Regions from separate parts of the Mus musculus genome. Here all the other regions are linked to region 2. A link is a loop called in an ENCODE intact Hi-C map of the cell type or tissue named here. Cell type or tissue: left cerebral cortex. All regions are shown on one strand.

Region 1 (8,000 bases), 130 kb before region 2:
AAGCCAGAGGTTTCCCATTAATACTGGGACTGTACATCCGTTAAACAGCGGTGTGAGCCATGCCACTATGAACATCCTGCAAGTACTTGAGAGCCCCTTTTCAGTGCTTTTGGACACACACAGGAATGCAGTGGTTGGGTCAGACAATGCCTCAGTTCCAATTTTTGAAGAGCCGCCAAATTGCTTTCTGCAGAGATCAATTAATTTACAGTCTTGGTGCCATTTTATCTGCCTATTTGACAACACCTGTGTTATAAACAGCTAAGTGTGTTTGAGCAGTTCTCTCGAGGTCTTCATTTGCATTTCTGTGATAACCGGTGATGCTAATCATCTTTTTGTGTATTTATTGACCATTTGCATATCCATTTGATGAATGGCTATTTTTGTCCTTTGCCCATTTTAAAAATTCAATTGTTTGCCATTTGTTGTTGAGTTTTTAGAGTTCATAGAAGTCTAGATGTGGCCTGCAAACACGTCCTTCTGTTGATGGTGTCCTCTGACACACGAGTTTGACCCTTTCATGATATTTAACCCGTGTCTTTTAACACTGATGCTTTCGGTGTTTGATGTTTCGATTCATGCCTCGGTGTTGAGTTGGCTGTGCAGGACTCACAGGTCTTCCCACCCAGCTGAGATCCTCCCAGGATCACGCTCTTCTACCACCTGAACCTCCATTACATTCTAGCTTTTCTTTGCTTTTTTTCTTTCTGAAAAACAAAATAAAACTCAGTTAAGTTTGTAACTTTGTTATGCTCACATTGAAGCAGCAAAACACAATAAAGTGAGCATCATCTTACAATGAGACTGACTCCATGGTGATAAATTTCACACATACTGTGACTATTGCTCGATAGTTCTAATATACACCTCTGACCAACCTTCCTTTCCATTTTCCTAATGAGTGTTTAAAATACTTTTCCTCCTCTTTAAATCTTCGGATCTCTTCCAACCCAACCTTCTTGCTCAGGTGTCATATTTGTGTCCACTGTGGTTGAAAATAAAAGATGACTAGAAATATCTTTGGATGGTCCAGACTACCCCTCTCCTCAACCTGCTCTGCTGTACTCATGACTTTTCTTACCAAGGGTGGAAAGAGTTATGCTCATAGTTCATGTCTTCATGTAGGCCCCAGACCATGCTGCTCCAGGATTGTCTCTGAAGAGGTCTTCATTTCCCATGCACCGTTATCTCTTCTGTACCACACCATTCCCTAAAGCCTACTAAAATACAATATCCTCATGCTGAAGAAATTCGTCCTTAACACTGTACCCACCTTGAGTTGTTCTTGGAACTGGACAAGAATCTCCCATGATTCCTTCTTTAACAAACATTACTAGAAAAGATATTAATATCCTTTATTCTTTCTATTCTTCATATAATCCATGTTAACTTATTTTTAATGAATTAATATTTATTTAATTGTATTTAAAATTAATAATATTTAAAAATAAATATTCCATTTAAATGGACCTTTCCTTGGTCCTTAGTGATTGACACCTAGGTAAATCCATTGTCTCATTCTCTGTTTTCACTGGGATCTTTCAGCAGCACTGTGAATGGGGCTCTAACTCTACTTAGGTCTCTGCATGTTTTCCATGTGGTAACAGTGCCATTTTGATTCTCTGAGTGCACGCTCTCTCTCTCTCTCTCTCTCTGTCTCTCTCTCTCTCTCTCCCTCTCTCTCCTATCACATCTTATTTTGACTTTATATTTTACATAGCCTTCTTCACATCCATTATTTTCTGTCCTACTACTTTAAACAAAAGCTCTCATTTTAATCCCCAAAGCCAAATACAATATACAGGAAATCTGGAGCTATTCTTACTCTTACCTCTTTACCTGCTCGGGAAGCTGAAGTTAGAGTGTACAGCTGTTTTCTTCTATGTTCTTCCCTTTGTATGGGAACTCTTTTTCTCTTTTTTAAAAAAATTATTTTATTTTTAATTTAATTTTTTTTACATTCCATATTCTATTCCCTGCCCTTCCCATCCACCTTCCAACTGCTCTACATCCCACACCTCCTCCCCTCCACATCCTGTATCTATGCGGCTGTCTCCACTCCTCACCCCATCTGACCTCTAAATTCCCTGGGGCTTCCGGCCTCTTGAGGGTTAGGTGCATCATCTCTGAATGAACACAGACCCAGATGTCCTCTACTGTATGTGTGTTGGTGGTCTCATATCATCTGGTATATGCTGTCTGTTTGGTGGTCCAGTGTTTGAGAAATCTCAGGGGTCCAGATTAATTGAAACTGCTGGTTCTCCTACAGGATCGCCCTTCTCACCAGAAAAAAAAGATATGCTTGGTCCAGCAACAGGCCCAAAGTAGGATCCAGCTCAAAGGGAGGTCCCAAGGCCTGACACTATTACTGAGGCTATGGAGTGCTCACAAAAAAGGGCTATCATGACTACCCTCCAAAAGTCCCAACAAGCAGCTAAAAGAGTCAGATGCAGATATTTGCACCCAACCAAAGGACAGAATTGAATTAGAGAAGACTTTCAGTCTTTTTTTTCTGGTGAGATGATTGGTCTGTCTTTGTTGAGCGGTCTGGGCCCTCTTGATTGTAATTTGCTTCTTTAGGGTTTGAGTGATCAGAGTCTAAATTAAGGTGGAATTGCTTTTATTACAGCACATGGATAAGGTCGAACATGCTCTAGCAAATACTCCCAGGTTTTATTTTTCTATTCCTGTGCTCAGTAGTGACCCTAATGTACTTTGATAATTAAAGTGCATTTTAAATCTGGAGACTAATACTGTACTTTGATGAATGCTTGGTGGGTCTGAGAGAACTTAAATGGCCAGTGGCCAGCTACAATTTTCTGAAGTGGAACACTTGTCTTGTTCTGGGTGGACCAGCTTCTGCCTCAGCCCAGAGTTCCACCGTCCTACCAATCCTGAAGCTTCAGAGAGGCAATGGACTACTCATGAGTGTTAAAAAGTTAAGGGGAGACAGCCTTCTAGCCTCGACTCACACATTCTGTTGTCTAGCCACAACATTCTAACTAGAGCAGGGACATCTTTTATTGGCTAGTGTTTGGGAACATATCTAACAGCTTGTAGGCTGGCACTCTTGTCCGACAAGATGCTTTTGCCAGATGTGGCTTTCACTGGGTTTTCTGTAGGTCACATTATCCTTCTAAACCAACAGCTTCTTTTAGGTGATGGGGCACAGAGTAAGGCCAATGGATGTCACTGGCACAAGCCTGTTTCTTCCCCCCTGCACTTGACCTCTTCTTAGTGTTGTCATAGGAGCAGAAAGAAGCCCAGACACGTGGACTTCCTGGCTCAGTGGCACAGCAGAGTGAGGGAAGGCTTGAGGAAGAGTGGTGCTCACAGCTGACAACTTAGCGTGCACAGCTTGCCTCGTTACACAATGTAGGTCTTTGCGCAGATGTAATTCTATAAAAAGCTCTTCTTCAGCCATATTATTTAAAGTATCGCTCTTCTCCTTTCTTGCTCCTTACGTTGGTTTATTTTATAGAGAACATAACCCCCCTGGCTGTTGTTTAGATCCATGATCAGCCTGCTTCCACCATGATTCTGCAAGCTGCATAAGGACAGGCTCCTCTAACAATGCTGCAAGCACAGGAAATACTCAGATATTTGTTGCAAGGTAGGAAGAGAGAGTGATACGGGGAGACATCCTTACTGTCAGTCTGTAAGCAAAGTTAGTGTATCATGATAGCTCTAAAACGTGATTCCAAATAATTTCAACACGAGAGACAAAGGCAAATGCTGAAAGAATTTGCTAAGATGTTAATATTTTTGCATGCGCAAAACACCTACACAGATTTGCAAGTCCTCCCCTTTAAAGGGAGTGAATGTTGAGAATCCCTAGATATTTAAGAAAGCCCCTGATATGAAAACTACAGTATACGGAAAAAAAGGAGAAACAAGTAACTTGAAGAAAATATTAAAAACTAGAAAACAGAAAGTATAAAAAAGTTGAAAACTTTAAAAAAATCTAGTTACTTTCATTAATATCCTCTGAAGAGAAGGCATTCCATTTATGTAATAACACCCAAAAGCTAAAGTAAAGCATTTAAAAGAGAGATGATAATCTAAAATTAAAAGTAGGAAAACAAATTTCAGACTTAGCCTGGTATGTAAACCTGGACAGGAAGATCATGAATTTGTGCTGAGCCAGGCTATAAGGAGATTTCCAGGTCATCCTGGACTATACGGTGACACTCTGCTTAAAGCAAGCAAGCAAAACCTCCATCCAAAAAGTTAAATAAAAATCAGAATTCTAAAGTAGTAGAAGTATTGAAAGGCAAGACTGATAGTTTCTCAGTAATCATTTATCAAGAGGAATAAAAGGTAGATTAGAAGAGAGTCAGTTTACAGGGCCAACAAGTCCGCGGGACAGACCAGAAAGTGGGAACTGGGAGAATAGGCTGAGTGGAGTTTTAAAATAATTCAAGAAACATTTCCAAAGTCAAACCATTTCCAGATGAAATGAAACTATCAGATATTCAACCCAGCAAGTAAGAGATGGACAAAGAGAAGTCCCAGATGCTGGGCCAAGGAGAGGGGGTTGTTTTCTTCCAATTTCCAACTGTTGGAATTCTTAGGGGATTGAAATCATACATATACTTTACCACATAACATTTATTTATTTTTTTAATCCATAAAGGAACTCACTATAAATGTCACGACTAGGATCAAGAGAAGGCATACATGTGCAATTTGCTAGATAGCTGGAGGCTTAAGCTCTAAGACATATAGAATATTGGCATGCCAATGAGAACTATACATTCTATGTAAAAGCATGGAAGTGTTAGGAGCAAGCCAGAGGACAGAAACACAAATGCCACATAGTCAGTTGATAAATGCCTGCTCTTGCTAGGAATTGCAGATCGCTGAGTTAAGGCCCTCAGCACTATTCTTTTGTCTATCATGTGAGCAACACAGTTTGTTAGTGTTCATTATTTCTGTATGACTTGGCCAGAGGTTTGAAAAAAGATACGTACCCTCCTACTCGGGAAGGAATACTGATGACTTTTAAGAAAATGAAATTTGTAGTGTCTGTTACAATAGCATATATGTAGTTTCCTCTGACCAGTCAAGTGTCCTGAGTACCCCCACTGTGGCATACTCTCAGAGGGGTACTGGGACACAGTCACAGATTTGTTTAATATAATGTTGTTTGTAATGGTGGAACAACAGAGAGCTTACTGCTGGCCAACAGAGGATTATTTAAGACAACTGTGGTAAGTTCATATAGTGAAAGATTGTGTCCTCATGATAAAGAAGGCTTCTCCACATTACATATTTGTGTGAATAGTTCAAGGAAATTTTAAGTGCCCAACACATCAGAGGCTCTCAACCCCCTGAGGTTGACCAACTCTTTCACAGTGGTCACCTAAGACAATTTAAAAACATATTTCCAACAGTCTTAGGAACTGAGACTTGGCTCCTCTCTCCGTGTCCAGCTGGATCCACCCACATGCACATACACCCTCATACCCAGCCTGGGGACATCATCACATCAACCCATCGCATATACCCCAAATAAATACAGGTGTATGTGACAGGGTTAGCAGTACAATGTACTTATGCGGGCCAGTCACACAGTGTAGAGAGCAGCCACTAGCAATGTGTTACAGACAGTAGCATTTGAGGTCAAATGATACTTCATTCAGTTACTAGGCGATATAAAATCATTCACTGTACAATTGTCAACTATTGTAAAAAAATCCATGGGAACCTAATCTGGATGCTGATATATCTTTATATGTTGAGTCGTGGATGATGTGAATGCTACTCCCTTGGGAGTGTAACAGGTATGTAAACAAACAAACAAACATAAAAACCAACACCGAATGACAGTTATTAGAGTCATTAAATAACTGTATTGACTGAACAATGCCACGAATCATCTTTTGTACTACTAAAGCTATTGTTACATATTATTTTCATTAGGAAACCACTCCATGACAATGGATTGTGTAGAGAAGAATGTTAAAAAGGAAATATAGTGAGGATTTTATAGTATGGTTTTACCTCAATAATTATAGTGGGAATTAAGAACCTGGAATGTGTTGTTTGGTTTTAAAGTCCTATCAGTCAATTCTACAAAGCTGAACAAACTAAGCCATTTTGATAGCCAGCACCTGAGCTTTGCTGACAAGGAAATCGCACTATTTCAGAAGCAAAGCTGATAGATTCAAGAAAGCCAGACTTGATGCTGGTGGCAGGTACCACAAACAGAACACAGCAGACTTTGAAGCCTTGTGTGGTGGCACGCAGGATTGCTGGAGCCATGAAACCTATCACCTTTGCTGAGGACATACTGTTGCCAGTGTCCAAAGACATAACTCAAGGCATGATTGGAGGCAAATTTGTTACCCACTTGAGTGCAATTTTCCTATCTAATGACACTGTCTTCAGGAGAAGAGATGAAGAGATGATGTGTCTGCTGATTCTCTTGATCAGATAACCCTGGAAATGAAATCTGTTTCACCAACAGTATTTAGTATCCAGCTTGATGACTGAACAGACATGGTACACTGTCCACAGTTATTGGTTTACTTGAGGTATATTAATGATGGCATCTTTAAAGATGAAAGATGAGTAACTTTGAAACAAGAACTACTGGATGTGATATATTTGACACACTTGGTTAATTTCTGAAGAGCATAGGATCTCCCAGGAAAGGTTTGTGGTATTCACACAAGTGGGGTGCGCCAGGTATCCTGGGATGGTGATCTGTATTCCAATGTTTGGTACCATAAGTCGTTAGAATTCACTGTATGGTTCATCAACAAATATTAGCAATGAAGGCCACAAGAGTTACAAGAGGCAATGTAAAGTGTCCTAAGTTCTGTCAATTTTGTAAAGCTGAGAACTTTGAGCAATTGAGGGTTTCTGAAGCTGCGCTATAAGCTGAAGGCACGAATAAAGTTCTGCTGTTTCATCTTAGTGAAGTGAGATGGTTGTCCAGAGGAAACGTTTTAAAACGCATTTTAGAGCTTTGTGATGAACTCAAGACATTTTTTTTTAATCAGAAAGCAAGACCTCAGCACTTTTCAGTGATAGAAGTGAGTTGTAGAAGTAGCTCACTTGGTTGGATTCTCTGCCATCTTGAATGAGTTACATTTATCACTGTGGGGACCAAATACAACAATGCCGCGATGTCTGAAAACATCTGGTCATTCCAGTTACAACTTTAGCTTGGGGGGGGGGAGGGGGGGGAGGGGGAGGGGGAGGGGGAGGGGGAGAGGGAGAGAGAATATGAAAATAAAATTTACATGTTACATGTTCTTTCTTTGAGGAATATGGACAAAAGGATCATGATGATAGTTTCTGTGGAAGAACACTTGGATATGCATGGAGTGCATTTTCCAAGTCCAGCAGACACTTCATTTGCACTCGCCAAAAGCCCATTCACAGTTACATCTGAAGATGCTTCTGAGACAGCACGGAAGGAGTGCATTCAACTTATTAACAGTGATTTAGCAAGAACCGACTTCTCTACAATGCCAGCGACAAAATTTTGGATCAAGTGCTTGCAACCATACTGTTCTGTCCGAGATGGTATTGCCTCTTAGATTCCATTTCTTTTTTTTTTTCCATTTTTATTAGGTATTTAGCTCATTTACATTTCCAATGCTATACCAAAAGTCCCCCATACCCACCCACCCCCACTCCCCTACCCACCCACTCCCCTACCCACCCACTCCCCCTTTTTGGCCCTGGCGTTCCCCTGTACTGGGGCATATAAAGTTTGCGTGTCCAATGGGCCTCTCTTTCCAGTGATGGCCGACTAGGCCATCTTTTGATACATATGCAGCTAGAGTCAAGAGCTCTGGGGTACTGGTTAGATTCCATTTCTAACAACCCATCTCCGTGAAGCAGAGTTCTCCATCTTGTTTGTTACCAAGTCTAAGTGCAGAAGCAGAGTTGTGGAAGATGATCTTCGCTGCGCTCTTGCAAAGACTCTACCAGGGAATTTCTGATTGAGTGAGAAAGAAGCCGTCTCAACCTCCCCACTGACA
Region 2 (8,000 bases):
CCTAAGGCCAATGAAAACCCTCGTGACAATGGAGAAAGGGGCTCTTCCAGTATCATCATGAATTTGCATGTTTTAAAATGAGATTGGGCTATTATACATATTATTCTATAAGCCACAAAGAAGAAAAGGCAGCATCGTTCCATCTATCCAAATCAGAAGATATTAGCCCCCATTCATATCATTGCATGATATCGTAGAGTACCATGAAAACTAGGCCTCATTGAGGAGCCCCTCAGGTCAGTTCCAGCACCTAGCAGATTTTATTAGTGAGGTAATAATACTATAGAGAGAGCTGAAGAGATGGCTCAGCAGTTAAGAGCACTGAATGCTCTTCCAAAGGGCCTGAGTTCAATTCCCAGCATCCAAATGGCAGCTCAAAACTATCTGTAACTCCAAGATCTGACTCCTTCACACTGAGATACATGTATCAAGCAGGCAAAACATCAATACGTATAAATAAAAATCAATTAAAAAAAGAATAGTGAAAAGCCAAGACAATGTCGAGAAATACTTGTTAAATGCATTGTTGCTCATATTTAATCATAATTCTTAGGTTCACATGAGACGTGCCACAGAGGATATCTGTGTGCTTCAGGCAGGGGTCTTCGTTCTGCGCTCCTTCCTGTAACACCCCCAACCCCACCCCAGCAAGCTCTGAAGCCTCTAAAGTCCTCTGTCACACACCCTAGAGTTTTCTGGTTTAATTGGTCTGGGATGTTGCTTGACTGGGGAATTTCGAAAGTTTTCATGTGATTTTAATATGCAACTAAGTTTGAGATCCACTAATTTTGTTTTGCTCCTACATCCTGCAAGAAGTTAAGGGAATTGGGAGAAGGTATGCATTATGAATGAAGCATAATACAGTTTATGGCTTGAAAAAAAAAATCTAGCATTTTCAAATTCCAGAAGAGCTGTTCTTTGTCAGGGCAAAAGGCAATCATCTCTCACTCAAACAAAGAGACACACCATGTATCTTTCCCATTTTGAGAGCTTATATGGCTAGTTCATCTTGCTCTTGACAGATAAATTGGTCTTTGCAATCGCAGAAGAAGTCAGGGTTCTGTCTTTCCAAAGGACGTCTGAGAAACTCTTAGCTAAACAGAGAGATGTGACAAAGTGTTATCCTCTGATGTGGAATGATGTTATGAAGGCTGACAGGCCAACAGCAAGGTCTGCTTCCTCAGGTCCCCACCATAACAGCATCTCACCTTCTTCCCAGAAATAGCAGATCTGATTTCTTCTAGCACATGCTTTGGCTGAAGAGTGAAGTAGTGATCTAGTGTCTTTCTGAGTGGCAGTGTTCTATCTGGTCTCTTGCACCCCACACTGGAGTCTCTCTCTTTAAGGTCCTAATTCCAGTGAGAGAGTCTGTCGATACCCCATTGGGTTACCACGCCATTCTGGTGGTTTTACGGTTCACCAGCATCATAGCTGGCAGGACTGTTAGCTGCTACCCTTCTTTGGATGCTCATTGCATGATATCGTAGAGTACCATGAAAACTAGGCCTCATTGAGGAGCCCCTCAAGTCAGTTCCAGCACCTAGAAGATTTTATTAGTGAGGTAATAATAACTGAATCCAGGAGTACAAATTCAGAGGTGGAAAATGGGGCCAGAACTGGTGTTAGGTCACATGTGACAGTGGAAAGATTCAAAGGAGAGCTAGGGCCTGTCTGGCTGGGAAGTCTGGAAAGAGGATAGGGCAAGCTTTGGCTGATATCAGGGAGTTGTCCCCAGCAAGAACTGTCAGATGTTTCACAAACCGTTTCCAGTCCACAAATGTGCAGATCGAATATATAGCAAAGAAATGAAAGGAGAGGGAGCCGATCCTCAGGTCAGTATGGCCAGACAAGATGCCACTACCCTCTTTGGTTTGAGGGGGTACTCACAAATTTCCAGCATGTTCCAGGGCTCCAGGTTGGGTGCCATCTATGACCCTCCCTGTCTCAGGGGATCAGTGGTGGATATTGGTCTATGAGGGCAAAGGAAGCAGAGGTGACGGATGGTGGAGGTTCAGAAGGCCAGTGAGTAGGTACAGAGATGATGACACTGGGACCAGCTGTGGGGAGTCAGATCAACTTTACTTGGGAATGATCAAGACTTATATAGTTTGGAGTAGGGTGTCAGAATATCCAGGATGAGCAAAGGTCATTGGTTGAAGGCTTACAGTACCGAGATGCCTCATTAGCATAAAGAGGCATTTCTGGAATCTCAGGTGCTAGCTGAACAGGCTATTAGCAGGAGAAAGGAAATCGAAGCTGTTATCTAACTAAGGCTATGTGACATTCTGCAGGAAGAGGTGTGTGTGGGTTTTTGAATTCCCCAGGCAAGGTCAGAGAAGGGGCAGCCCTGCTAGTGAAGGAAGTCCATCATTTTTGGCCAAGACCAGAAGGCTATATGGCAATGGTAAACTTCGACCTTATTTAGCATGGTTTTCTGACAGGCTATAAGGCTCTTCTGGTGGGGAGTTTCATTTATAAGAAATATATTTTAGATTCTTTAATTTGTGAAAAGAGATTACTTACTTTTGCTTTTGACAACGAGGCTTTAAGTTTTATGTAATAGAGAGTAAGTCACATATAGAACCTAGAACCAGAATCTTTAAAACAATTATCATTTATGTTTTGAGATTATAATTACCTCGGTTTCTGCAGTCCAAGCAGTTTCTGCAATCCAAGCCCTCTTCTATACTCATTGTCCTCTTTCAGATTCTTGGCTTTTTAAAACTGTAAGTGTTGGGGTGTGTGTGTGCGTGTGTGTGTGTGCGTGTGTGCATGTATATACAGGGCTGACCATTTACTTTTAGGTAACCAGTTAGCGTGTTCTTCTCTGGGAAAGACTCTTTCTCCCACTCTCGGCATTCCTTAGTTGCCTGTAGTTTGTTGTGTAAAGTTGAAGCGTACTGTTTTTTTCCTATCTGCTTTAGCATGTCTATTGCTGTTGTCCCTGTCCAGCTCACGTGTAGACAGCGTGTTGATGAGACTTTACGGATGTAACTTCTGATATTCCTAAGAGATGCAATCTCACAGCAAACTCCCTGATCCTCTGGCTTTTACAGTGTTTTCTCTCCTTCTTCCACAGTGTCCCCTGAACCTTTGTACAGGAGCTGTTTCACTTAGTTCAATAAGACAGTCTTCCTCCCACAGGTCTACTTGGATAAAATAAATATATATCAGTGGCTCTTAACCTATGGGTACTGGCCCCTGAGGGGATCTAACCACCCTTTCACAGGGGTCACCTAAGACTATTGGAAAACACAGATATTTACATTCTGATTCATAACAATAGCAAAATTACAGCTACAATGGTTGGGGGGGGTCACACGAGATGTAGAACTGTACTAAAGGGTCACAGTGTTAGGAAGGTTGAGAACTGATGCTATGCACCCAGCCCTTCCCTATGACTGTCCTGTCTGTCTTTGCTAGTTGAGCTAATAGCATGCATGAGTGTCTTGCAGTTTCTTGGAAGACAGGCATGAAATCACTTACCTTTCTGCTGTGATGGGCTAATAAAAATAGGCTTCCTCACAATGGGTCCGATTCTTCTGGAGAAGAAATTCTTCATGGAATCTGAAAAGTCAGGCCAATGTGGTTTGTGTCCCTATTGCTTTCCTGCAGACTATGTTAAGACCACTCAGAAGGTTTCATGCCAGTAAAGGTGCGCCTTCACTTTTTGGCATCCACAATAGGGTCTGGGTTTGGTAACTGTATATGGGATAGATCTCCAGGTGGGACACTATTGTGGATGCCAAGAAGTGCATGCTGAAAGGAGCCTGAAATAGCTGTCTCCTGAGAGGCCCTGCCAGAGCCTTACAAATACAGAGGCAGATGCTCACAGCCAACCATTGGACTGAGCATGGGGTCCCCAATGGAGGAGTTAGAGAAAGGACTGAAGGAGCTGAAGGGTTTGCAACCCCATAGGAAGAACAGCAATCTCAACCAAACAGAAGTCCCCACTCCCCTAACCCCAGAACTCCCAGGGACTAAACCACCAACCAAAGAGTACACAAGGAGGGACTCAAGGCGTCAGCAGCACATGTAGCAGAGGATGGCCTTGTCAGGTATCAATGGGAGGAGATGCCCTTGGTCCTATGAAGGCTCTATAGATGCCCCGCTGTAGGAGAATCGAGGACAAGGAGTTGACAGTGGGTGGGTGGGTGGAGGAACACCCTTATAGAAGCAGGGGGAGGGACGATTGGATAGAGGGTTTCCAGGAGGGGGGAACTGGGAGAGGGGGTAATATTTAAAATGTAAATAAAGAAAATATCCAATAAAAAAGATACACTTTCACTTGATATCTCGGTGAACTATGAGTCCTAGAAAAGGAACCCAGCCATCGTCACTTGTAAGTCATAGCCCAGCCAGGGCCAGCACAGGCAGCTCTTTGGCTCTCTTCCCCATTTCCTATGGCCCAGGAGGTTCACCTTTTGGGCTGAGTTTGGCTATAGCTCTTGTTCATGTTGCTTCCTTATCTTCTATCAAATTAAAATCGCTTTGTTTCTTTCTTACTTAAAAATTATTAATAAACTTGGCTGGCATTCAACCAAGATAAGCAGCCAGGATGAGTTTATGTTTAAGTTTGGGGGCCTATAATTTTTGTCTCTGAGCACACTGGACTGACATCTCCCTGGAGGGGTGGGTCTTCCATATGCATGATCGTATAAATAGCGAGGCTTTGTAATATGGGGGTGCAGCAGCCTCAAAATAGCTAAGCTGGAAGATGTTATGATAATGCTATTTTTTTTTTAGCCTCATGCATCTGTGTGGAGGGAACAACATCTTATTATGTGTACATAATGTGCTCACCAAGTGCCTAGCAGACGGCAGTTGGCTTTGCTTGGAGAGCAAGGCTGATGACAAGCCTCCGCACACGGTTACCCAGAGAAGCATAAATTAGACCTGGAGTCACAGTGCTGGGGAAGCAAGATAACATCCTGGGAACGGTTCAGCCTGAGAGCTGGTGTGCTGTGCAGTGAGAAAGAGGGAGAAAACGAAGTGGAGAGGCTACGTGCCAAATGGCTCAGGTCTGCAGAGCACGCTTCTATCATCCAAGGCTGGTCCTTTGTTAGTCCTAGACCCTTTATCTCTTAAAAACTTCCTACCCAGTTAAAAATCAACTCCTAATTGAGTGGACTTGTTTGGAAGAGGATAGAGTCCAGCCATGAGAAAAATAGAGTGTGTTTGAATAGAACACAGAAGCCAAAGTAAAGATTTTGAAATAATAGATTGCTGCTTGGAATGGAAGGGTGTGTGTGTGTGTGTGTGTGAGGGGGGGGGATCATTACATTAATACCATCTTGGCAACTCTTCCAAATCCTGCAGGTAAATTTTACTCTTTGTGTATTATTTACTAATAAAATAGCATGCTAAGTTCTACCCATTGTGTGCTATTTATGAATAAAATAACACGCTGAGTTTCATTAGCCGAATACCTTGTCCATTTCTCACTGTACCCCTTTTGTAATTAATCCTATGTTATTGGTGACACCGTTTTGGTTAGAAGAGTTTTATCTCTTCCTTTTACATGCACCACACACCACATCCTCCCCAAGGTGCAGGAGTGACATCTCACATTGAAATTTGAGACTGTAACCTAAAACCCAAACCCAGGAAGGAAACCACATGCCACAAAACAGACCTTTCTTCAGTGTGGCCAAGGCTTGATCTCCTGAGGATCCAGGTCATAAGGTCATAGAGTCATCATTGAATCTAGAAGGGAGAAGTGCTTGTCCCCACTACAACCTTGAATTGAGTCATGCCAATGGGGCTGAGTTTTAAACAGTAGCATCAGCCCCAGAGCCCAATGGCTCACATAACTGCTGACCCTGGTCATGGAAATCAAAAGTTAGAAGAGCAAAGTGAGAGTATCTGCGCCTCAGCAGTGGTGTGAGCATGGGGAGAGGTGATTTAAGGAAGCTAAGGTTATTGCCTCCATTTTAATAGGAAGCCCAATCAGGTCCTGGCTGTTTAATGTAGACATGTTTTTAACGATCAAAGTATAAACATGTCACCTACGAAATAAACACTAATCTTTATTACAGACGTCAGTTCAGCTCTGGAAACTCCAGTTGTGAGTTTAGCAGGAGAGAATGACTTCTGCTTTTCATGAGGCTAATTCCTCTGAAATTTTATAAGGAAAAAACTTTTCAGGAAAATATTTTTTTATTTATTTGATTTCTCTACAATAATATGCTCAGAGTCCAGGAAGCACCCAACTGTATTCTGCATTGTGAACTATGAATTCTCATAGTTCTGAAATTCTCATGAATTCTGAAAAGGTACAGGAAATACCATAAAATTTGTCCAGGATTCCAATTATGCTAAAATATTTCCAGGGTATTTTAAATCCTATATAGTCATGGGGTTTTTTGTTGTTGTTGTTGTTGTTTAAATTAAAGCATTTGGCTTATGTGGTCATATGAATGATTTTATCATAGAGAAATCAAGGCCTTATTCTTGAAAATGAGCCAAAACTTGGCTTTTGGAATTTGGGACTTGTAATAATTTCAGGAGGTTGTTTTAACCCTTTTTATACTGCAATGCCTGAGTAGTCACATTTCATAAGTTCATACCATATGTTTTTCCAGCTTCATTAGTAAGCATAAAGAAAATTGAAAACAAGAGAAATTTTTTTTTCTGAAGGAAAGTAAATAGGCATGTGAGGCATACATGCAGAAAGGTCATGGCAGCTGTTCACACTCTGACAAGGATGCATCCAATGCACCCCAAGCTGAAGAAGCTGTCAGAAGTTGCAGGGCCTCACTGTCATCTAGACTCATCACGGTAACACAGTGGGGGAAGCTGGCTGGCTCCTGTAGCTGCCTGGATTCTATCTCCTCCTTGATACATGAAAATTTATCCAAAGATGAAGAAACACCACGATGACAACCTACATAGAGGTTTCTTTACAAACTTTCAGCATGGTTATTGTATGCATTGGAAGTAGCCATTTCTAAGAATACATGCACTAGATGGAAGCCTATACGATGTACAAGAATCCAGGTTTTCTCCTTTTTCAACAGCACTGCACTTTAAACACCTAGCACAGAAGATTATGGTTCATACCTGACACTTACAAACTCTAAGCATAGTAATGTGGCAATTGGTCTAGGAGTGGGTTTCTAACCAATTACAGGGAAAGTTGTATCCCCAGCGTTAGAAAGGAATGTCTTTCTCCCATTCTTGAGCCATTGCTCAAGGACAGATAGCTATGTGATACCTGTGGTTATCTCTCCTCAGATATGGGAAATGCCTATCTGGGACACAGAGGCTAATGAGCCATGAACTGATGGCAGTACTAGATCCCTTACATTCCAGAGACAAGGCTGTTTTCCATTCTCAAAATCCTATTTTACTTGGATTTATTTCTCTTGCTTATAATTGAAAAGGTACTTACAGAACCCCTGAGAAAATGTTTTCCTCGTGTTCTGTGGTGTCTCTTGACACTTACACTCTGATGTCACTCATAGGCCACAGTTTGGATGCATGCAGAAGAGTGCAGTTTAAGATTGACAACAACAGGTCTAAGAAAAACACAAAGGACAGTGTGTCAGAAATGGAACTCTGAATTGATGCTTTGGGGTTTTAGAGCAGAGGTCGATAATTGGAAACAAGTGTAATTCAGAGAGGCTTTATGCAGGAAATGGACTTGGCCTTGGCTAAGCAGCATCAGTGGAAAAAATGTCCTGAGGAAAGAAGATACTGTACGTGAAGAGAAGAAGAGAAAAAGCACCACATGAGATGCAAGTGAGATGTAAGGAAAATGATGCCCTGGGTGGAAGGGTGGGGCTGCATTTGGGACTAAACACCAGGCAACTGAGTAATATTTGCTGTGAAAGGAAATAACCTGTTGAAAGCTTTAGTCAGGGATGCACCTGATAAAAAGGATGTGCCATATATTAGTGCTTCTAGCTTGGAGGGAATGAGGAATGAAGAGGCAGTTGCCACAGTTCAGCACTGTTAGAGATAGTGAGATCAGTGTAAAGACATCATGTATATTTTAT
Region 3 (8,000 bases), 430 kb after region 2:
TTGTTCCATAACCCTTGCAGAGAGAGGGTTGATGTAGGTGTGCCATCTATAGCTGAAAACTCACGGTCACCTTCTCAGCACTTAGATCAGCAATGCACTACTTTCTGCAAGAAGAAGTTCTCTGATCCAGGTTGGGCTCAGCATCAATTTGCAGATACAGACACAAACATACAGACAGCTGTTGGACAGCATAGGAAGTTAGAATAATAGCATCAAAAGGTCTTCCCCTGGCCATGGGTTTGACCATATTTATATACCAAGCCTACTCCCTCCTCTGGAGCAAGTGTCAGATACAACTAAGAAAACAGCTCCTCGAACCTCCGATGTGTACTTATAAGGAATAACATCTGCCTGGTATTAAGATTTCCATGTAATAGCCCGTGGTTTCTGGGAGCACTATCATTCACCCATGTTCAGCGTCATGTTTCTGAATTAACTGACAAATTAGTGAGTCTCATAAAGCATCTCTCTTCAGGGAACCCCACTCCCTGTACCTCAACCCCTTACCCCCATTTTCATCCCTATTTAAGTCACTAGTTCCCCATACATTCTTCCTATTCTCTCACATTATATGATGTTTTCATTAGGGTTCCTAGTGCTGTGATAAAACCACCATGATCAAAACAACTTGGGGGTGGGAGGGTTTATTTCTCCTATACTTTCATATAACAGTCATCAAAGGAAGTCTTATCAGAAACTCATAGCTGGAACCTGGAGGCAGGGACTGAAGCCAAGGTCATAGAGGAATGCTGCTTTGTGGGTGGCTTTCTTCTCATGACCTGTTCAGCTTGCTTTCTCGTACAACTCAGGGCCACCTACCCAAGGTTGGCATCATCAGTGTGCTGGCTAGAGGTATGTCAACTTGACAGAAAACACAGTCGTTTGAGAGGAGGGAACCTTAGTTAAGAAAAATTCCTCTCTAAGAGAGGGCTGTGGGCCAGGCTATAGAGCATTTTCTTAATTAGTGATTAAAGGGAGAGCTCAGCCCATTGTGGGCAAGGTCATCTCTGCGCTGGTGGTCCTAAGTTCTATAATAAAGCAGGCTGAGCAAGCCATGGGGAGCAAGGCAGTTAACAGCACCCATTCATGGCCTCTGCATCAGCTTCTGCCTCCAGTTCTCTGCTTGAGTTTCTGCCATTGGTTCTTCACTTATAGACTATACTGTGGTACTGTAGGCCCAATAAACCCTTTCTCCACAACTTGCTTTGCGGTCAGGGTGTGTCACAGAAGAAATAGAAACTGAGACAATCACTTCTGGGATGAACCTTCTAATAGAAAATCATTAATCAAAACAATGCCTGACAGATTTGCCCATAGGTCCATCTGGTATTTCCTTAGTTGAAGTTTTCTCTTTCTGAATGGTCCTACCTTGTCAGGTTGATACATATGTTCTGCTATTATGTCTTTTTCACTTGCATTGCAAGGTCAAATGCCTTCCTAAGGCACTTGTTCCTGCACACGTTTTGGTAAAAGCTTCTCTTGGCCCCTCATTTTCCAATCCCCATCATTCCTCCTCCTGCTTGAACCCTTCTGCCCCCAGGTATTAGCCCCTCTGCTTTCATTTCACCTCCATTGTATCCCTCCTCCCTAGGTGCACCTCCATCAGTGGACCATTTCCAGTCTCTCTGTTTGTATATGTACTCCATGTTAAACATACAAAACAAAACAACTGAATCAAGCACCCTCATGAGAGGGAAGGTGTGGCATTTGTCTTTCTGGATTTGCATGACCTCATTCAGATTTTTTTTTCAGTTCCATCCATTTTCCTTGTAAATTTCACTTTTCTTGCAGCTGAGTAATACTCCATTGTGCATATGTACTGTATTATAATTATCCATTCACCAGATGTTGGGCATCTAGGCTGATTCCATCCCCTAGCTATTGTAAAGAGAGCAGCAGTGAATATGGATGTTCAAGTATCTCTATTAAAACAAAGGTCGTTGGGTACATGCCCAGGAGCTGGGGCATATGGTAGATTTAGTGCTAGCTTGTTGTTTTAGAAACATCCAGAGTGGTTTCTAGACTGGCTGCACTAGTTCCTACTTCCACAAGGGCTCTCCTTTCCTCTCATGTATGCCAGCGTTTGTATTCCTAATGACAGCCATTCTGAGTGGGGTAAATGGAATCACAAAGTGGTCTTAATATGCCTTTCTCTAATGGGTTAGGATCTTAAATATTCCTTATGTATTTGTTAACTCTTTGTATTCCTTCTTATGAGGATATTATGTTCAATTTCAAAGCCCATTTTTTCAATTGGCTCCTTTCTTGGTGATTTGTTTGTTTGTTTGGGTTTTTGCTGTTGTTTTTTGTTCTTTATATATTTTAGACAACGTCATCAGGTAGATAGTTAACAAGCATTTTCTATGGGTACCTCTTCACATGACTGACTGCTTCCTTTGATGGACAGCTGCCCTTCGGCTTCATGAGATCCCATTTTACACTTCCGAGTTTTACTTCCTGAGCAACGTGAGTACGTTTGACGGTCCTTACCTGCACCTTTAAGTTGAAGTGAAATCCCAAATATTTTCCTCTAACAGTGTCAGAGGATGGAGTCTTCCGCTGAGTCTTTGATCCATTTGGAGTTGAATTTTGTGCAAGGTGAGAGATGCAGATTTAGTTTAATTTTACCACATGAACCCAATTTTCCCATCACCATGTACTAAAGATGTTGTTCTTTCTTCTTTGATGGCTATTTTTGGCATCTTTGTTAAAGATAGGTTAGTTCTCATTTCATGGCACTATATTCTTTTCTATTCACTTCCACTGATCGATGTGCCAGTGTTAGCACCATGTTGTTTTTCTCACTAAGGCCCTACAGTATAACTTGAGATCAGATACAGTGATAACTCCTGCAGTCTTTTCTTGATCTGCTGGTTTTTGATTAGAGGCTAGCTAAGAAAAAAGTGAATCTAGTAGCACTGTCCTGTTGGGAAAGTGAGCTTGGTGAATCTACACTGGTCAGTGATTACCAAACTCTTTTCCAGAGGCATATGCATAGAAGTATGCTGAGACAGGGGTTTATGAGTAACAACCAGGACCTAACGCTTAAAGTTTAGAACCTCATAGTTTCCCACGCTGATGGATTCATTTATGCAAAGAAATTACAGCGCAGTGGCTGCTAGCTATATTCAGAGACGTCTGGCAAATGTCTTGAACTTCATTTCCCATTCTTGATCTCAACACTCCACTCCATCCTCTCTTATCTGTCTACCGTTCTGTACTCTGATCCCATGAGGCCAATATATTTATATTCCAAATATAAGGGAAACTACATGCTATGTCTTTCTCTGTGCTATTATTTATTTATATTTCATCTATTTGCTTTTTGAGATAGGCTTTCATTATTTAGCCCAGGCTGACCTCAAACTTTCAGTCTGCCTACCTCAGCCTCTAGAGTGCTGAGGTTTCAGGCATCCACTATCTGCCCAGCTGCTTTCCTGTCTTTTAAAAGTTAAAATTATACTATTTTCAGAATGCTTTGAGTATACCTACTCATATAGATGCCCTTTTTGAAATACCAAAATTCCTTCATGCATAGCAATAAAAAGCTGCCTCTTGCTTTCATACTTCTGTGTCAGAGCCTTGGCTAACCAGGAGCCTCTCTAAGTATCTCCTCTTACTAAATTCCCACATTTTATAGAAACTGTCATACTCATGTCCTCTTAATGTACAGCCTTTGGAGTATGGTAAGAGGAAAAGATTCCCCTCTTCTCATGAAGTCTGAACTGGTCTTGGGATCTGATTTCATGGACTGCAGCATGAATTATGATAAGTAAATGATAAGGCTAGGCTTTTTGTGTGCGGCTGCCTTCTCTTCCTTGGGAACATGGAGTCCAATAGAGGAAGCTTATGAACTCCAATGGAGCAGGAGACCCAGAAGAAATGAGATGACCCGTTCTAACTGAAACCAGCACTTTTATAAATTTTAAATTATTCACTCTGGCTTATTTTCAGGAATCATCTCTCCTTACCAATATTAAATAGAGTAAGAAGGTTTATACTGAAATTAAATTTCTCTCCAGGCAAAAACTGAACAAAAAGGAGTTAAATGCTTTATTTTTTTAAGTAAATAAAAAGCAAATTAACCAAAGATTATATTGACATTAAAAATTTGCCTGTGGGCATTTACAGCAGCTGTGTCCATAATCACCAAATCACAGAAGCAACCATGATGTTTTCCAACAGATAAATCGATAAGCGTCCAGACAATGAGCTACTATACATTCACTTAAAGGACAAGCTACTGCTCCACAGAAGCCAAGATGGAAATGTAAAGGTAGGTACTCTCAAGTGAAGGAAACCACTCTGTAATGCCTACACTGTATCATCACAGTTACTTGGCATTCTAAAACAAGGCGAAAGAGTGGAGACAGGAAAAGAACAATGGTCCCCCCCAGGAGTTTTAGAGGAACAGAAGGCAAGTGGGCGAGGCACCTGGTATTCTTATGGCAGAGGAACAGTTCCCTCTCGTGCTAGAATGGTGGATTCGTGTTGTGCATTTAGAAACACTCACAGAAGAAAGGATGTCCTAATGTGAACCATGCATGTGTTCAGTGGTCAAGTGAAAATGATGATTCACGAGTTGCTACAAGGATGCCAGAATGATCTTGTCCATAGTGGGGAGACCACAGAAAGTTGGCACAGATGCATAGGGGTTCTGGCTATCCTGCTGTGACCCCCAGAGCCTCTAGATTATCTGATGCTTATTTATTTTTATTCTATGTGTAGGCATGCTTTACTTATTGGGTGTATGTGCACCATACTACCTATGTGCACGTAGTACCTGTGGCAGCAGGAGAAAGGCATACGATCTCCTGGCACTGGAGTTATAAGTAGTTGTGAGCTGTCATAAAGGTAAGAAATCCTCAGACTTCTGCAAGAGCAGCAAGTGCTCTCAAGTGCTGGAGTCGTCGTTAGAGCTCCTGGAGTATATATTTAAAACTTGGAGAAAAACAACTTTAGAATGATTGACCATTCATTACAGTGAGTGAAATGAGAAGAAAAAAAAGAAAAAAAACAAAACAAAACCAAAAAGCTCAACAAGTTAGCCCTTAGAGATAGCAATTCAGACCTATAATGAGATAAGCATGTATCCATCCAACTAAAGGCTATCATTGAAAAGACCGCATTGTCAGACACGTGGACACCATATCTTTTCTACATCACCTCATAGCGTGAAAAATACGCAGCCATTCTTTCTTAGACAATTAAAACATACTTCCTTGAGTAATTCCACTTTTCAATATGTCCCCATGGAAACTGTAAACATAGGTAAATAAAAGGGTTTGTAAACCAATACTGATAGCAACTTTTTCCGTAATTCCTCCAAACTACAAACAAAACCACCTGCATTCGACCAGGGAGTGTGTAAGTATTGCACACTGTGCTATAGTATTACAGCAAATTCTACTCATCAATAGAGCCAAGCAAACGACTGTCTCAGGCCACAGTAGAGATGAATCTTCCAGGCCCTGGGCTTGGAAGCAGGATTGGCTTCATAGGCCGGAGGCATAGGGACTGTCACAGAACAGCCTGTGTTTGCAAAGGCTTTAGAGGAGATTGAGTACTCTACTGTCACCACCTTGAAACTTTCTATATATTTCTAACACGGTCCTGTATCTTCAGGCTTCACCCTGAGGCTTTTAAGTACATAGCCGGTTAGATCACTACCTCTTTGTGTTATAAAGTTCCTTAAATCCGTTCAACTTTAGATTTTTAATCTCCATTCAAAGTCTCTCTCTCTCTCTCTCTCTCTCTCTCTCTCTCTCTCTCTCTCTCTCTCTCTCTGTCTGTCTCTCTCTCTCTTACACACACACAATGCATTAATTTGATCCATATCACTTTTTGTTTTCTCAATACCTGGCTCCCTTCTTCAGATCAAAGAAGAGCAAATCTAAGGCTCTTTAGTGACTACAATGGACATGTTCTCCAGTGAACTTAAAGTTTTGAGAGAGTCTGTTTTGCCACAGGACTTCTTGTAAATATACCAGCTGATTTAATGAGTAGGAGTTTAAAGACAGGATGAGGTACATCAATGGAGAACTCAGTTTACATGTTTTCTGCTTAAATACTGTTCCTTCCATGGCTTTAGCACTTTTTACAGTGTAAAAGGAAATGAAAGTCTTATACTACGGGTGTTATCTAAGTTGTCTATTCCAAAATGATATTGAATTCTAACTCCCTGTGTGAATGGGATCCAATGTAGAAATGGAAGCTTTTCAATTGATCGTGTTAAGATGAGATCATTGAATATCTCTAATCCTATGTAACTGGTAGCACTTTCTTACAAAGAAAATTTGGGACAGACAGGCATCCAGGTGCAGGAAGATGTAAAAACACTGAGAGAATTCTAGGGACGCCTGAGGCTGCCACAAAGTAGGAGAAAGGCCAGGAATCAATTTCCTCCATGGCCATAGAAGGAGACAGCCATACCTAAGCCTGACTCACCAGAAATGGGCAGAAATCGGCTTCTGCTCTTTAACCCACTGAAATGACAAACAGACATGTGCTATCATTCAGCTGTAAGAGAAATCCAGAGTCTTTGTTTCACTCTCCACCTTTTCCTTCTTATAGATGACTCTGCTTCCCAGCACGCTTGTAGGTGGGTTGTGCTTGGCTCTCCATCAGAGGGATGCCTTTTGTTTAATGATCATATGCGTTCTCCCTCAGAGTGACACCATAGACCATCTAAGTGTTTAGACATGTGTGCTTGAAGTACAGGTTTCTGGATCCTAGAACAGTAGGTAGAATTAGATTATAATTGCAAATGAATGAATATTGAATTAGTATTTTTTAATGATCTCCTCCAATATCCCATACCTCTGTGAGTGAATGAACTTAAAGCTTAATTCCCTGAATGAATCTTTTGCTGGGTAACCAGTGTCACCCAAAGAGAGAATTCACAGGCTGAGAAAACTCAATTCTTTTCTTGGGTCCATCTCATTTCTGGAATTATTAACTGTCCCCCTCGACCCTAAGAAGGGCTTCTTGAGACAAGGTCATCCCAGATTAGAAACCTCATCGAAAGCAGCAGAGAGATTCCTGGAAGCAGAATATTGCTCCAAGCTACTGGTCACCCCTGTGTTTCGCAAAGGGAAGGGAAACGCTTAAGAAGGAACTGACATGTTCTCCACAATGACTTTGTCTCACTCCTAGCACAGAATCCAATCACATAGGTCAAGTTTATTAGGAGACTTGATTCCTTCAAGCTACTGAAGGTAGAAAATGATTACCCCACTGGGCCAAAAGTTGACTTCTTGAAATCCTAGCAGACCCTGCTCCTGATAAGGTCAAAAAAAGAAAGGGAAAAAAGCCCCTTCTGCTCCACTCAAGCCCCGGGCTTCCTGGCCAGCGGAGTTGCCTGACACCCGCAAGGGCCCACACAGGATTCTCCACGGGATCCTAAGACCTCTGGTGAGTGGAACACAGCGCCAGCCCCAATCCAATCGCGGGGAACCGGGAGACTGCGGTACATAGGGAAGCAGACTACCCGGGCCTGACCCGGGGCAAAAGCCCCTTCCACTCCACTCGAGTCCCGGGCTTCCTTGCCAGCGGAGTTGCCTGACACCCGCAAGGGCCCACACGGGATTCCCCACGGGATCCTAAGACCTCTAGTGAGTGGAACACAACTTCTGCCAGGAGTCCGGTTCGAACACCAGATATCTGGGTACCTTCCCTGCAAGAAGAGAGCTTTCCTGCAGAGAATACTCTACCCACTGAAACCAAGGAGAGTGCTACCCTCCCAGGTTTGCTTATAGAGGCTAACAGAGTCACCTGAAGTACAAGCTCTTAACAGAGACAACTATAACAGCTAGCTTCAGAGATTACCAGATGGCGAAAGGCAAACATAAGAATCCTACTAACAGAAATCAAGACCACTCACCATCATCAGAACGCAGCACTCCCACCCCACCTAGTCCTGGGCACCCCAACACAACCGAAAATCTAGACCCAGATTTAAAAACATTTTTCATGATGATGATAGAGGACATCAAGAAGGA

Evidence for each region. Hi-C counts contacts between places; a loop is a spot of excess contacts. Peaks named below come from ENCODE experiments on the same cell type or tissue, not always from the same donor. Only the 100,000 strongest peaks of a DNase experiment are listed, where the experiment ranks them.
Region 1: it touches region 2 in a loop (11-fold over the local background); 2 of 42 quality-filtered maps call a loop at or near these places.
Region 3: a loop joins it to region 2, with 2.6 times the contacts of the local background. A loop is called at or near these places in 2 of 42 quality-filtered maps.

The regions. Positions count from the first base shown.
Region 1 is chr13:111,174,705-111,182,704 of GRCm38, reverse strand. It overlaps the pseudogene Gm18315. Among named protein-coding and RNA genes, the nearest start is that of 3110015C05Rik, 51 kb to the left of the region's middle. In left cerebral cortex, no CTCF peak of the experiment used is centred here; DNase peaks (open chromatin) are centred at 3,331 and 5,414; H3K27ac peaks cover 1,787 bases.
Region 2 is chr13:111,041,449-111,049,448 of GRCm38, reverse strand. No RefSeq gene overlaps it. Among named protein-coding and RNA genes, the nearest start is that of 4930526H09Rik, 140 kb to the right of the region's middle. In left cerebral cortex, no CTCF peak of the experiment used is centred here; a DNase peak (open chromatin) is centred at 4,790; H3K27ac peaks cover 2,438 bases.
Region 3 is chr13:110,615,602-110,623,601 of GRCm38, reverse strand. No RefSeq gene overlaps it. Among named protein-coding and RNA genes, the nearest start is that of Gm33045, 7.6 kb to the left of the region's middle. In left cerebral cortex, no CTCF peak of the experiment used is centred here; a DNase peak (open chromatin) is centred at 4,416; H3K27ac peaks cover 258 bases.